Linked DNA regions of Homo sapiens: region 2 is linked to region 1. Evidence: chromatin loops called from intact Hi-C (ENCODE). Cell type or tissue: PC-9. All regions are shown on one strand.

Evidence for each region. A loop is a pair of places that touch in the nucleus more often than their neighbours do. Peaks named below come from ENCODE experiments on the same cell type or tissue, not always from the same donor. Only the 100,000 strongest peaks of a DNase experiment are listed, where the experiment ranks them.
Region 2: a loop joins it to region 1, with 14 times the contacts of the local background. A loop is called at or near these places in 2 of 110 quality-filtered maps.

The regions. Positions count from the first base shown.
Region 1 is chr2:20,287,924-20,290,423 of GRCh38, reverse strand. All of the region lies in intron 10 of PUM2 (pumilio RNA binding family member 2), which reads left to right. Among named protein-coding and RNA genes, the nearest start is that of PUM2, 62 kb to the left of the region's middle. In PC-9, no CTCF peak of the experiment used is centred here; a DNase peak (open chromatin) is centred at 1,203; H3K27ac peaks cover 2,319 bases.
Region 2 is chr2:20,178,503-20,181,002 of GRCh38, reverse strand. No RefSeq gene overlaps it. Among named protein-coding and RNA genes, the nearest start is that of SDC1, 45 kb to the left of the region's middle. In PC-9, no CTCF peak of the experiment used is centred here; no DNase peak of the experiment used is centred here.

The sequences.
Region 1 (2,500 bases):
TCTCAACACAGCCATTTTTTTATAGCATCTATCTAATCCTAACCCAGAATTTTTAATATATTGCTTCAAGAAGTAAAACAGTTATTGAGAGTTGGTATGCAAGACAATCTATTTGCCACTCCTGCTTTATAAGAATAATCTTTTAGTTAATAGCAGAAGTTTGCCGCTAATGTTTCTTACTTTGAACCCTGTTTAATCTTGTTTAGCCCATTTATAGCGTTTAAAACTATTATTTATAACTTAATAGCAACAGTGTCGATAATGTGTCTTTGAAAGCCTAGTATAAAAAATTACAGTATAAAATTTCTACCCATTGCTACTGTACAACTTTTGGGAAAGGGCAACAAAGTACTTTTTTGTGAAATGATCACTAATAATAATGGAGGAAGAACGGTTGTTTTCTAAGTAAAAAAAATGCAGCATTTGTTTTTAAACTTTAAAGCTATATTTGAATATCAGTAGATAAGGCATAACTTGCCATTCTCTTTTGGAGATTTAAGTATGCTTTTTTTCACTTTTGGTATATCAGTGGTTGTCCGTATATGGGTTACTTACTAATGATATTTGAGTTCCAATTTCCATTTAATCATAATGCAGTTTACTTTTCTATTCAGATCATTTAGGAAATGTGTTCAGTGTATTGGAAAAAATAATGACTTGCATGATTGAGAGTTTCTTTTATATATTAAGTACTTGTAAATACTTTGGTTTGTTGTTTGAAGGATTTCTATTTCAATTACATTTATTCTTTCTCTCTGGAATTTTAAGATCTGAATTTATCATCTTGTCTGGTTCACGGGATAAAGAGATTTTCATCCTGCTGTCCCTGAAGTAGAAATGATAGTAGAGTGGGTGGCATTCTCATTATTTTATTTTTTATACCCCAGCCATATATTTTTGCTTCCTGGACTCTACTGTCATGGAGTCATTGTGGATTAGAGACCTTGGCAAAAGCAGACTTTTGAGAAATGGACTGTGAAGCTGAAGTTGTTTTAGGCACATGGACGTTGGGCTGAAAAGTGAGCTGGGAGTTTTTGAGGGCCACTGAGACTATTTTGGGTTCTTCTTAGGTTTTAGCTATATGTAGAACGGAGAGAGGAGTTATGGAGTACAACAATTTTTCCTGCTTAACTAGTTTCTCTGTGGAACCTGGAATTAAGAAGAGTGCCTCTGGCCTGCATGTGTTTGCTGTGTCCTGTAACTCATTGATCCTCCTAGGCTCTTGATGCTGGCCCTATTACTCATTTCTTAGGCACGTGCCACCACACCCAACTTTTTTTTTTCTTTTGTATTTTTAGTAGAGACGGGGCTTCACCATATTGGCCGGCTGGTCTTGAACTCCTGACCTCATGATCCACCCACCTTGGCCTCCCAAAGTGCTGGGATTACAGATGTGAGCCACCACGCCCAGCCACACAACATGTCTTAAAGTGGATTACTTAATCTTTTGAGCCACAACTTTTTAGCCTTTTTAGAAATACAAACGAAAAAACCACTCTCATAAGAAGGGCCTTACTAGGATTTGTATTTGTATGTTTCAGTGACTTTTGGGCTGTTCACATGATCCCCTCACACTAAAACTTTCTTTGATGCCTTCTTTACTTCATTGTGCCCAGACTATGATGATGAAATAATTCTCATTTTCCATATCCAAATAGTTACATAGTTATAAAGCTAATGTGTATACTAAAAAGGGCTCACTTGAGAAAATCGATGTTCCTTCAGGCCTCATACTTTAGCTCTTCTTTCTAGCTTTCTTCAGTACTTTATCAGATCCCTAGTTACTGTTCTATTCTTAACTCTTCTGCTTTATATCCTGTGTGCTATTGTTTTTCCGTCTTGAATCTTTAGTCTTTCCCTCTCCCAATCCTTCCTTTCAACCCCACTGTGCTATTCTGCCTGTTCATCCTAAAAAGCTTTATCTCTGCTCTGCTTCCCTCATGGACTATTTGTCAAAATTTATACTCTATCCCATAACTTTTAAATTCTGCCTCTATAATTCCTTTGCAGTATCTCTAATATAACTTAGTGACAGTTACAAAGTATAATTTCCTCTGTATCTTTTTTTATGCTCAGTTTGTTGCAGTTCACCCTGTTGACTGTGTCCAACTCTTTGTAACTCTTTTCTGCGGAGTGGTATTTCACTCATAGCCTTTTCACCTCTCATTGCTTTTTTATCAGTCTCTGCTTCCTCTATGTATATCCTTAAATATAAAAGACAGTCTGGCTTAATGGCTGCCTTCTTCAGAGTCAGATTTGCTGTATTTCCACCACATAGCTATTGTTTAACCGTGCCCAAGTTATTTTCCTTTTTGAATTTTCGTTTCAGATAGGAAAAGTGGAGATACTTTAGACTTATTCCTCAGGAGAGTATATTTGCATTAATCCTTTCAACTATTATCCCTGTGAATTTACATCTGCATCTTGGATTCTTTTCTGAACACCTAATACATGTCTGTCCTTATACCAGACATTTCTACTTTTATGTTGCAGGCACTCC
Region 2 (2,500 bases), 110 kb after region 1:
CACAACTTCTCAATAAGCGGGAGCCCACCCTTTTTTGATTGTTGAGGGGCCTTCAGAGAGTCTGAGGATCACAGTGTCTCTTGGCTGTGAGGAGGGGCCAGGGAGCTCCGGCAGGCCCAGACCTGGGCACCCAGACTCCTAGGTTCTTTTGGAGGGGCACCCGGCAAGGCTGACTGAGCCCTCAGATCAGCTGGGAGCCCTCATCAGACCAGCAGGGTTCAGACTTTTCGGAACACTGAGGAGGGGGAGTGGGAGTGGGGTAAAGGCACCTCCACCCCTCCCACCTTCACAGAAAATTATCTTTCCCCCTCCCCACCCCCACACATAGTGCTGTCCCCCGAACCCCAGATGTACATCCCAACCTTCTTCAGTCCTCCTAGCTTTTGAGGCAGTGAAGCCAGATCTGAAATGGACACACGGTTTACTTAGGGTAAAGGACTTTAGTGCTCCACTCAACAAGCAAATAAAAGGCCGAAGCCTCGGGCGAGGCTGGGGTGGACAGGTGTGGCAACGTCCGCGAATCTGGAGACAGATTTGGCTCCGAATGAGCTGTGAGTTCTCCACCACCACCACCATGCAGGCTCTGGCGCTTGAGACCCCGGATGCTCCCAGGGAGGGGCCCAGGGGCTGGTGTGGGTATGGGCACATGCCTGTGCTTCCCCGAGCAGCCAGGGCCAGAGACCGGGCTCCACAAGGCTCAGAGGGTTCATGGAGAAAGGGGAGGAGGGGCCTGAGGCGTGGCTCCCTGTCTGTCATGGGCCTGGGTGGGCGGGTCCTCCTGCGTCCTCTAGTCCAGTCTGGAGTCTGATGCTCTGTGGCAGGAGCAGCTTGGGACAGGCTTAGGTGACACTGTTTGAGGAACATCTCCCTTGAGGCTGGTCTCATCCCAGCAATGGATGGCTGGCAACAGGGGCTGGAGTCTGCATGGGCTGGAGTGGGAGGATGGCATCAAATGTGATTGTAGTCACATCTGCACATCTGGCTAGGCTGTCCCTTGTTTCCCTCCAGCTTCATGTCTCTTGCTTCTGGGAGCCCGCCTGGCCCTGCCCCACTGGGCCAGCCCCTGAGTCGGGTGGTGGGTGCGGGCGGCGGGTGCGGCCACCATTGTGCAAGGGGTGAGCTCACCCGCCGTGCCCAGCCTGGCCTGCACTGGCCTGCCCGCTGCTGGTTAATCATTGTTCAAACACCCTGGCAGGCAAGTGGGCTGTGGAGGGAGACGTGACAGGGCAGGGCTGCCTCTGCCAGGTCTCAGCAAAGCTCTGCCAGCAGGCCCAGGGCCGGAGCCGCTCCCCAGGACCCCACAGAGAGCAGCCTGCAGTGGGGCTGAGACCACCTCTCCTAATTCCTTAGGAGGAACTCAGTAAATATTTTTGATAGACTCAAAGAACACCCCTTTGTAGGTTTCCTGTTTTGGGGTAAACACCCAGCAGTTTAGTACCATAGCTATGAGGGTGGGCCCCAGAGTCCAAAAGCTTTGGGTCAAACCATAGCCCTGTCACTTATGGGCTGTGTGAACTTGGCCGAATTTCATAATCTCTCTGTGCCTCAGTTTCCTGGGCTGTACAAAGGAGTTGATGATGATAATAGTGCCCTCCTCATAGGACTGTTGGGAGGATTAGGATATATATAAAGTGCTTACTAGGCCCATCGCCCCGAACCAAGACTGAAACACTCATCACGGCTCCCAGCTCATGGCCACCAGATGACGGGCTGGGCTGGTTGTACACTCACATGTTCTGCTGTGAATTAGGTACAACTTTCCCCACTTCCCAGATGAGAACACCTGGGCTCAGGAGAGGGATGGAGAGGGATGTTACGTGTGAAGCAGCTACTGAAGGTCACAAGATAGAAATGACAAAGCTGGGTTTCAAGCCCAGGTTCATCTGCACCCAAATGCCATGTTCTTCCCATCACCCAGCCCTGCCAGGCTTGCAGATCAAAGGTGCAAATCTGAACTTGCCAGGCAATTAAATGCTGCCCATGTTCACTGACATTCTCTGAGCACTGTGGGTAGAGGGGTGGTGAGGAGGCTCTGGGCTGAGTTTGCTGTTAGAAAGACAGAGATCAACAATGCCCAGCCCAGTCCCTGGGCCCAGAGAGCCCTCGATGGATGAGGAGAGAGCATGAGCTGTTCACTGCCCGGCAGAAGCCCAGCACCACCATGGCTGAGACCCAGGTGGCTCCAGGACCCCCAGACAGGCAGGGTCAAGGAGGCAGTTGGTGGGAAAAGGGCCTTGAAGCGGCACACTGTGTTTGATTTGTGTGATTTTTTTCAGCGTGTGTATATTTGGCATGGTTTAGGTGGGGGCGAGTTGCAGAGATCAGAGGCCTAGAATCCCCTTCTGCCTCTTACCCCAGGCTTCCCCACGGTGCTGCTACTAGCTGGGACTGAGTAGAGACAGCCATAGAGACAGGTGCCAGACTCCTGTTAAGGGCCCTGTCGGAGGAGCACTCGTCTCCTGGGAAGAGTCCCAGCCCTTGGCGAGGGCTCTTTGGTCTA